Regions from separate parts of the Homo sapiens genome. Here region 1 is linked to region 2. Evidence: read pairs that join two places in POLR2A ChIA-PET (ENCODE). Cell type or tissue: MCF 10A. All regions are shown on one strand. Each heading gives the region's core, and the rest is flanking DNA. Links, peaks and the distances in the headings are about the cores only. Region 1 has its middle 33 kb from the start of TIAM1-AS1. Region 2 has its middle 88 kb from the start of TIAM1-AS1.

Region 1 (5,371 bases), core at 250-5,249, 55 kb after region 2:
ATCTAAAACAACACAATGATTTTATATAAGCAGCAGAAATCTTCTTCCCAAATGAGAACAAGTCATATGCACCACTCATTTAAGACTCTTCAAAATGCAGAAAGATGTCTGGATTTTGAAAGTGAGGAAGGAAGACTAATAGTTCAGGGCAGCAGCATGAAATAGCAAAAGCTCCCAGACATCAGGGATACAGCCTGAAGCCTCCAGGCTCAACCTAGCTGTTTACTAATTGTGTGACTGTGGGCAAATCTCTTCATCTCTGAACCTCAGTTTGCTCATCAATAAAGTGGAGATAATAGTACGTACTCAGTGGGGCAAGATGGCTCACCCCTGTGATCCCAGCACTTTGGGAGGCCAAGGCGGGCAGATCACCCGAGGTCAGGAGTTCGAGAACAGCCTGGCCAACAAGGTGAAACCCCATCTCTACTAAAAATACAAAAATTAGCCAGGCATGGTGGCCTGTAATCTCAGCTACCCGGGAGGCTAAGGCACAAGAATCACTTGAACCCGGGAGGTGGAGGTTGCAGTGAGCTGAGATCGCGCCACTGCACTCCAGCCTGGGTGACAGAGCCAGATTCCATCTCAAAAAAAAAAAAAAAAATAGTATGTACTCTGCCTGCTCTGCAGGCATGATAATTCCCAATGCTCACTCCAGCCTGGGTGACGAAGCCAGACCCCAACTCAAAAAAAAAAAATAGTGTACTCTGCCTGCTCTGCAGGGGTGATAATTACCAATGCTCAGGTGAAAAAAAAGCTAAGACTCAGGATACACTTCCAAGACTAGTGTGTCAGGCCACTTTTGCATTGCTGTAAGGAAATACCTAAGGCTGGGTAATTTATATAGAAAAGAGGTTTAATTGGCTCATGGTTCTGCAGATTGTACAAGAAGCACGGCTTCTGGGAAAGCCTCAGGGAGCTTTTACTCATGGTGCAAGGTGAAGTGGGGGTAGGAGTCTCACATGGCAGAGGAGGAGCAAGAGAGAGTAGAGGGAGGTGTCACACTTTACAACAGCCAGATCTTGCGAGAACTGGCTCACTATGGCAAGAACTGCACCAAGCCAAGAGGGATCCGCCCCCACAACACAAACACCTCCCACCAGGCCCCTCCTCCAACACCGGGAGTTAATCTTAACAAGAGATTTGGAGGGGACATCCAACTATATTAGCTAGTGAATCCCAGAACCTGGACTCAAAAGTATATTCTCTTGCTAGATGGCAAAAAGCATTTGCTGGTGAAGGGTTTGATCCTGAGAGCTTTGAAATAGAAAAATGGAAAATCTAATGGGAAATCAGGAGGAATAATCAGAGTTTACTCTCTCTCTGCCAAGCTTATAAGCAAAAGAGCTGAAGTGTATTGAACACTATGCCCAAGAGTTTTATATCCATTTTATCATGCAATGCTCCTTTAGCTAGATAATTACAGCAAAAACTTACATAGCATTTAGTGTGTGCCTTGTACCATTCCAAACTTCTATCATGTGATTCATCTGCTCTTCCCAACATCTCAGGGAGGCAGACACATCCTTGTCTTAGTACATTTGTGCTGCTACAAAGGAATGCCTGAGACTGTGTAATTACAAAGAAAAGGGGTCTATTTGGCTCATGGTTCTGCAGACTGTACAAGAAAAATGGCAGCAACATCTGCTTCTGGGGAGGCCTCAGGAAGCTTCCACTCATGGTGGAAGGAAAAGGGGGAGCGAGCATGTCACGTGGCAAGGAGGAGGAAAAGAGAGAGGGGCCAGACTCTTTAATAATCAGATCTGAGGCTGGGCGCGGTGGCTCATACCTGTAATCTCAGCACTTTGGGAGGCCGATCACCTGAGGTCAAGAGTTCAAGACCAGCCTGGCCAACATGGTGACACCTGTCTCTAATAAAAACACAAAAATTAGCCAGGCATGGTGGCGCACACCTGTAATCTCAGCTACTTCGGAGGCTGAGGCAGGAGAATCACTTGAACCCAGGAGGTAGAGGTTGCAGTGAGCTGAGATTGCGCCACGCACTCCAACCTGGGCGACAGAGCCAGACTCCGTCTCAAAAAAAAAAAAAAAAATCAGATCTGACGGGAACTCATAGAGCGAGAACTCGCTCCTTGTGAGAATGGCACCAAGGCATTCATGAGGGATCCACCCCCAAGACCCAAACACCTCTCACTAGGCCCCACCTCCAACACTAGGAAACAAATTTCAGCATGAGATTTGGAGGGGACAAATACCCCAACTATTAGGAATCATCATTTTATAGACAAGGCACTTGAGGCACAGAGCCAAGTGACTTCCCCAAAGTCACACTGCTAGCAGGGCCAGAATTCAAACCCAGGCAGTCTGGCACCAGAGTCCATGCTATTAACCCCTGTACCAGGGACTCTTATTATATGAAGAAATAAAATGAGAGGGTGACACATTAATTATGTCATCCGACGCCAGGCACGGGGGCTCATGTCTGTAACCCCAGCACTTTGGAAGGCTGAGATGGGTGGATCATTTGAAGTCAGGAGTTCGAGGCCAGCCTGGCCAACATGGTGAAATCCCGCCTTTACTAAAAATACAAAAATTAGCTGGGCTTGGTGGCGGGCGCCTGTAGTCCCAGCTACTCGAGAGGCTGAGGCAGGAGAATCGCTTGAACCCGGGAGGCAGAGGTTGCAGTGAGCCGAGATCACGCCACTGCACTCAAGCCTGGGTGGCAGAGCAAGACTCCATCTCAAAAAAAAAAAAAAAAAAAAATTATCTCATCCAAGTGAGCACAACTTGCTTTGAACCTGGTCTGCAGTTCTCCCTGTCTGGGCACTCACCACCATGCTGTGTGTTCAGGCCTGGCAGGCAGGGGTGCCACCCCCATAGCAGCACTGAGCCCTGGGGCAGATGAGTAAGCAAACAGGATGAGATCTGGGTCTTCACAGCAGGAGACTGAAGAGGGAAGGATAAGAAACAAGTGACCAGGGAAGATGGAAGGCAGCGGGAAGCAAGCAGCAAAACTAAAAGAGGTCAAAGGCTCCACTGACTGTTTCTGCTGACTTTGATGAGTGCATGCACGGCGGAAACTTCTGGAAACTTCTGGTTTCCGTAACTATTTTATCTATGCTCAGGGGCTCCATGAGCTGAGTTCATTTAGCAAATTAATGACCTTCTAAGCCTTTTAAGTCATTCTGAACAGAAAAAGAATTGCTCAGCAAATCACTTGGAGAGGAAATCTCATGAGGAAACTCCCTTTTTTTCTAAGACGATATGACAATGCTTTCCCACGACAATGCAGACCCTGCATGGCCACAGGTGGGAATCGTGATAGTAAGCCTGGGGTCACATATCTCATCATGTACTTTACCTTCATCATATATCTATGGGAATCTCAAAAGCTGTATTCTCTTTTTTTGTTGTTTGTTTGTTTGTTTGTGACAGAGTCTCCCTATGTCACCCAGGCTGGAGTAGAGGGGCATGATCTCAGCTCACTAAAACCTCCGCCTCCCAGGTTCGTGCGATTTTCCTGCCTCAACCTCCCAAGTAGCTGGGACTACAGGCACGCACCACCATGCCAAGCTCATTTTGGTATTTTTAGTAGAGACGGGGTTTTGCCATGTTGACCAGGCTGGTCTCGAACTCCTGACCTCAGGTGATCCACCTGCCTCAGCCTCCCAAAGTGCTGGGATTACAGGCGTGAGCCACCACGCCTGGCCAAAAGCTGTATACTCTTTCCTGATCTTCCATCAAGCTTCCAAAGACTTCCAAAGATATCCGGGCCACACACTGTGGAACAGACACCGGAGAAACTGGGCTCCAACACAGAGACTAGATTTAACTCCTGCTTGGCAACAGCTGGAGCCTAGAAGCTCTGCACACCAATACAGAGCCTGCAAAACTCTCCATGCCTCCTGCCTCTGTTAACCCAGCTTCCTCCCCCTGTCTTAAGCTGAAACTCCTCCGTGGGACTTACTCATGCTGACACACAAGCATTTTCTAAATAGAAAATTTTGGTAGAGAATGAGTAGGGTAAACTCAGGTTATCAGAATCTTAGAGGAGGCCCAGAGACACAAAAAGACCACATTTAGGTGCCTCTCAACTTTGCAGGAAAGTTCTAAAAATAGAGGGCCTGATTTCAAGTGGAAGTGATTTTAAACTACAATCTATTATTTAAATAGCAAACACGTTGAGTATCTAAAAGATCAAGACAAAGATGAGTGAGACATTCGAAGAGCATGGGGACCTAGCACACATTTTTGCCAGCTCTCCATCTGCCCTGATGGATTACTAAATTCACAGCTGACTCTCCAGTTTTAACCATTTTCTTCTGATTGGGTGTTAAGACATTCCCAGAGGGAAGGGATGGAGCTAAAATCACCCATCTATCAGCCACCTGCCCCACCCCATTCCACCCTGTCACTTATCACAAAATCCTAAAATACAGATATGATCTTAAAGGCCACCAGTCCCAACCCAATGCTTAGAATCTCCTCAGTGTGTCCCAGTCTCCACTCACCTGGGCCACTTGTGGTCAACAGTCTCTCAATGTTGATCACATTGAGTCCCCTGATCAAGCCCATCACTACCCTTCAGAAACAGATTTGCTCCCAAGGAAATGTCTTGCTTCTCCCTACACAAACAGGAACAGAGTGGGAGCACCATGTGTGTTAATTCCAACAGGATGCTAGACTGTTGTTGATACAAGTGTTACAGTGTTAATATAGCTGAGATGGGAAGCCCTAAACTAGTGATTCTAGGCTTTCCAGCGTACAAGATTGATGAGACTTCAGTGTTTAAACAACATTCACTGACAGAGAGAAAGAGATAACTAGGGAGATTAAGGGAGCAGGGAGGGGGGATGCCGATCAATGAAAATATTTCTTCCAGGGAAGAGGCAGCACTATCAATGCACTAAGTATGTGACCTCTATTTAAAATACTTCCCAAAGCCAGGCACAGTGGCTCATCCCTATACTCCCAGCACTTTGGGAGGCCAAGGCAGGAAGATTGCTTGAGGCCAGGAGTCCAAGACCAGCCTGAGCAACATACCAAGACCCTGTCTCTACAAAAAATTTGAAAATTAGCTGGGCATAGTGGTGCATCTAGCTACTCAGTCCTAGCTACTCAGGAGGCGGAGGCAGGAAGCTCCCTGAGCACAAGAGATGGAGGCTGCAGTGAGCTAGGATCGCGCCTCCATACTCCAGCCTGGGCAACAGAAATAAAAATTAAAATAAATAGGCAGGTCACGGTGGCTCACACCTGTAATCCCAGCACTTTGGGAGGCCGAGGCGGGCGGATCACATGGTCAGGAGTTTGAGACCAGCCTGGGCAACATGGTGAAACCCTGTCTCTACTAAAAAAATAAAAAAATTAGCCAGGCATGGTGTGGTGTGCCTGTAATCCCAGCTACTCGGGAGGC
Region 2 (5,371 bases), core at 101-5,100:
AAAAACGAACCTAGAAGGGCGACGTGCTAAATACTCTCAGATTGCCCTTCAGATGACTTTTCCTCTTTTTCCTCTGGGATCTGTGCCTGGGAGGCTGCCCTTCCACACTTTCTGGCCCTGGGGAGGCACCACGGGCAGGGATGACTGTCGGAAGAGGGTCAAGACAGTAGGAACACTGACCCCCTGCTTCCTCCCCACAGCAGCACCTGGAGGTCTCTCGATCACAAGTCCCTTTTTCTCTCAGGCTTCAGTTCTAGGGAACAAAGGGGCTTCCTCCTGCTGCCCCAGTGGAACCAATCCCTTTTTTTTTTTTTTTTTTTTTGAGACAGGGTCTCATTCTGTCACCCAGGCTGGAGTACAGTGGCACGATCATAGTTCACTGCAGCCTTGAACTCCCGTGCTGAGCTTACATGATCTTGCCCCTCAGCCTCCCAAGTAGCTGGGACTACAGGCACACGCCACCACACCATACCTGGCTAATCTGGGAAGCAGCAGGGGGGTTGGTAGAGAAAGGGTCTCATTATGTTGCCCAGGCTGGTCTCAAACTCCAGGGCTCAAGCAATCCTCCTGCCTCAGCCTCCCAAAGTGCTGAGATTAGAGGTGTGAGCCACTGCACCCAGCCTGTCTGCTTTTCTTAACTCCGTGAAAACACTTTCTCTCGTGACTCTCTTCTGTCACCTGTGAGTGTGCGATATACTTTCCTGCCAAGCCTCTGACTGACAACAGTAGAAGAAGAAGAGGGGCAGAGAATTTAACATTCAATTTTCTGGCCAGGCACGGTGGCTCACGCCTGTAATCCCAGCACTTTGGGAGGCCAAGGCAGGCAGATCACGAGGTCAGGAGATGGAGACCATCCTGGCTAACACGGTGAAACCCCATTTCTACTAAAAAAAGTACAAAAAAATTAGCCGGGTGTGGTGGCGGGCGCCTGTAGTCCCAGCTACTCAGAAGGCTGAGGCAGAAGAATGGTGTGAACCCGGGAGGCAGAGCTTGCAGTGAGCCAAGATCGCGCCACTGCCCTCCAGCCTGGGTGACAGAGCGAGACTCCATCTCAAAAAACAAACAAACAAAAAAAAAATCAATTTTCTATCTTTGCCCTCAATGGAGAGGGAAGAAACAGAGAACCTGATTTTTAAGCTAGATTTCCAGGCATGGGTAGGGGCAGGTGTGGCGCACTGTCTGAGGAGGCTCCGAGTGTTACGAGTGTCAGTGAAAACCTTGAATTTTTTTTTTTTTTTTTTCTGAGACACAGTCTGGCTCTGTCACCCAGGCTGGAGTGCAGTGGCGCGATCTCAGCTCACTGCAACCCCTGGCCCCCTAGGTTCAAGTGATTCTCCTGCCTCAGCCTCTCAAGTAGCTGGGACTACAGGTGTGTGCCACCACACCTGGCCAATTTTTATATTTTTGGTAGAGACAGGGTTTCACCATATTGGCCAGGCTGGGCTCAAACTCCTAACCTCAGGCGATCTGCCCACCTCAGCCTCCCATAGTGCTGGGATTACAGGTGTGAGCTCCCACGCCAGGCTGAAAACTTCAAATGTTATTTATTTATTTACTTATTTATATTTCCTTGAGACAGAGTTTCACTCTTGTTGCCCAGGCTGGAGTGCAGTGGCACGATCTCGGCTCACTGCAACTTCTACCTCCAGGGTTCAAGCGATGCTCCTGCCTCAGCCTCCCAAGTAGCTGAGATTACAGGCATATGCCACCAGGCCTGGCTAATTTTGTATTTTTAGTAGAGACAGGGTTTCACCATGTTGGTCAGGCTCGTCTCGAACTCTTGACCTCAGGTGATCCACCCGCCTCAGCCTCCCAAAGTGCTGGGATTACAGGTGTGAGCCACCACACCTGGCTAAAACCTCGAATTTTCTACACAAAATTGTGTGTATGTGTGCATTTTTCTGAAAAGAGAAATCCAGAAAGGAAAAGGTCAAAATGTTTCTATATCCTCAAAAGGTGACCAAAAATTTTAAGAGACAATGCTGCCGGGAAAACCATGTAGAAACAGCCACTGTCTCCCCAGGAGAAGAGAGAGGAACCGGCAGGTGGTGGGTACCCAGGTCAGCTCCATGAGCAGGAATGCCACCTCTTCCCTTGCCAAGGGGAGCTGGGCTGGAGGAAGGACCAGCACCACCCCTCCAGCCGCCACCCACCCCCGAGGGGGCAGCTGGGATGGTGCGTTCCTGCAAATCTCTCACAGCTCCCTCTCAACACTCAGTGACATTTGCAAAGCTCATCAGCCCAGCAGGTGTCGGATGCACAAGCAACAGCAAAAGCAGTTCCGGGGCTGGGGAAAATCTCATCGTGTTGTTCTGAAAACCTCCGGGCTGCTGAGAGTCTCCAGGCAGCAAACCAGGAGGGAAAAAATACTCAGGAGACAAGAGAACAGCAGAGCGGACCACACAGGAAATGCCCAGGTGGGCACAACGAAGCCCGGAGCTGTCTGCAGATTCCTGCCCCGGTGGGCATCGGTCAGCCCTTCCGGAGCCCAGATCCGCCCCTCAGGAGCTGTGTGGGGAGGATCAGCGGCCCCCTCCCACTAGGCTCGGTTCCCCCCTTTACCACACAGACACGATCATTCAGAATGAACCTCATAGGGCTGTTGTGGGGTCAAGGAGAAAATGTGCTTTGCATGTCACCAAGACCCAGTAAATGCCTTCAGATGTGTGTTGGGATTAGTATCAGAGCTCTTCTCTGTTTTCTTCCCTGCAGGGGTGATCACGGGTACAAACAAACAGCAGGTGACAAGGGAGGTTGATGGAATCAACTTCCCAGTTCCACAGGGCCCTTGCCCAAAGGGAGTGGCAAGGGCTAGGTAAGGTGGCTTATACCTGTAATCCCAGCACTTTGGGAGGCTGAGACGGGTGGATCACCTGAGGTCAGGAGTTAGAGACCAGCCTGACCAACATGGAGAAACCCTATCTCTACTAAAAATACAAAATTAGCCAGGCATGGTGGTGCGTGCCTGTAATCCCAGCTGCTCGGGAGGCTGAGGCAGGAGAATCACTTAAACCCAGGAGGCAGAGGTTGCAGTAAGCTGAGATTGCGCCATTGCATTCCAGCCTGGGCAACAAGAGCGAAACTCCATCTCAAATAATAATAATAATAATAATAATAATAATAAAGGGAGTGGCAAGCCAGCCAGGCAATGCCACCTGAGAGGGGCGGGAGCCTTGAGTCCACAGGGAGCCCTACAATGATCTCCATCTCCCATGCTGTGGTCCCTTTTCCAGCTGTGTCAGTGTCCTCAGCTCAGAGGCACAAGGCTGTTGTGGTTAAGAGCCTGGATGGGGAGCCTCGGTGGACACTTGGTCTTGCCATGAACTGACTGGACGGCCGTGTGCAAGTTATATCATCTCTCTGTGACTTAGTTTCCTCATCCATAAATCAGGATGATCATAATCATAGTACCTGTGTTTCTGTGAGGTTTAAATAAATTCAAACAAAGTTATCAGAATAGTGTCTGGGCCAGGCTCAATGTCTCACGCTTGTAATCCCAGCACTTTGGGAGGCTGAGGCGGGCAGATCACTTGAAGGCAGGAGTTTGAGACCGGCCTGGCCAACATGGCTAAACCCCATCTCTACTAAAAATACAAAAATCAACTGGGTGTGGTAGCACATGCCTGTAGTCCCAGCTACTCGGGAGGCTGAGAGAGGAGAATCGCTTAAACACAGGGGGCAGAGGTTTCAGTGAGCCGAGATCGTGCCACTGCACTCCAGCCTGAGCAACAAAGCAAGACTGTCTGAAAAAAAATAAATAAATAAAAATAGTGTCTGGTGTGCAGCAATAACTCAATAGATGCTGGCTGTCACATGCCCCGCATGTTTCAGTGAGTTTCCAAGGACCATTAACAAAGAGGCCTCTGTGCTCCAGATACTGGCACCACCAGCCCATGAGCCTACTACTACATGGCCTTGATCCTAAGATGGGTTCTGTAATTTAATGTTCCTAAACTTACAATAGACATGCACATTTCACATAGATTTTCTCATCTGTTAAATGGGGATAATAACAGCATCTAGCTAACAAGATTAGTGGAGGATTAAGGATTAATATAAGCAGAATGCTTTGAACAGAGCTTGGCATGGCGTACGCATCAGAAATTGTCCTCTGCAGGTATTTTCACCGTCATTACAGTAATTGATCTGATCTGCTGCAAGTCTTCGCACTCCAGTCAAATGTGGAAATTCTTCCTCACCCCTCACTCAATCCAGGCATCACCTGACCCTGGTACCAAAGATGCACGGTCTGGAGCTGGCAAGGGAATGGCCTCGGTAAACAGAAAGATGCTGTGGAGTTTCAGGCATTTTCTGGGGTTTTCCCACTCTGTTGTCTTCCCAGAATTAGTTACTTACAAAAAGAACATGGCAGCCAGGCACGGTGGCTCACGCCTGTAATCCCAGCACTTTGGGAGGCCAAGCGGGCAGATCACGAGGCCAGGAGATCGAGACCATCCTGGCTAACACGGTGAAACCCCATCTCTACTAAAAAATACAAAAAATTAGCTGGGCGTGGTGGCGGGTGCCTGTAGTCCCAGCTACTCGGGAGGCTGAGGCAGGAGAATAGCGTGAGCCTGGGAGGCAGAGCTTGCAGTGAGCCGTGATCGTGCCACTGCACTCTAGGCTGGGGGACAGATCAAGACTCCATCTCAAAAAAAAAAAAAAAAAAAAAAAAAAAAAAAAAAAAACATGGCTTAGAAGTTGCTGAGTTGCATATTAGATCCCAGGTTGATTTAAGGTTAATTTTGTTTTTTTTTGCTGTTGGAGTAATTTTCAGGTCACTATGTTGGCTTCTTGGTGGCCCCTGGAGCACAGCTGGCCTCCCGTCAGTCTGAGGGCCTCATGGAAAATAAACCTTTAGCAGGGGCACACAAGGAAAACAACCGGAAGTGGAGAGAAAAAGTAGCAGGAAAGGGGTCCCAGTACAGTCAAAGATCAGCGAGTGAGCCAGGGATTGAGACAATCACTAAATCAGTGGCCTCCACTGTCCGTAACAAAGTCTGAAATAAGTTCCATAAAATCACTATTTTCCCCTCCTCTGTCACCTTAGCTGGTGCCGCCCTGCACTGGAGACTTGCAGAATCATTAGTCTGTTCCTGCACTGCTATAAAAAAACACCAGAGACTGGGTAACTTACAAAGAAAAGAGGTTTATTTGGCGCACAGTTCTGCAGGCTGCACAAGAAGCATGGCACCAGCATCTGTTTCTGGTGAGGCCTCAAGAAGCTTCCACTCATGGCAGAGGCAAAGGGGGAGCAGACATGTCACAAGGCGAGAGAGAGCGCAAGAGAGAGAAGGAAGTGCCAAGCTCTTCAAACAATCAGCTCTCCCATGAACTAACAGAGTGAGAGCTCACTCATCACCATGGGGAT

The links. Peaks named below come from ENCODE experiments on the same cell type or tissue, not always from the same donor. Only the 100,000 strongest peaks of a DNase experiment are listed, where the experiment ranks them.
Region 1: POLR2A ChIA-PET joins it to region 2 with 7 read pairs; 2 of 35 experiments call an interaction of 5 or more read pairs at or near these places.

The regions. Positions count from the first base shown.
Region 1 is chr21:31,523,334-31,528,704 of GRCh38, forward strand. It overlaps a transcript of TIAM1 not described here. Among named protein-coding and RNA genes, the nearest start is that of TIAM1-AS1, 33 kb to the right of the region's middle. In MCF 10A, for the core only: no CTCF peak of the experiment used is centred there; a DNase peak (open chromatin) is centred at 2,858.
Region 2 is chr21:31,468,779-31,474,149 of GRCh38, forward strand. It overlaps a transcript of TIAM1 not described here. Among named protein-coding and RNA genes, the nearest start is that of TIAM1-AS1, 88 kb to the right of the region's middle. RefSeq lists an enhancer at 1,822-2,785. In MCF 10A, for the core only: no CTCF peak of the experiment used is centred there; no DNase peak of the experiment used is centred there.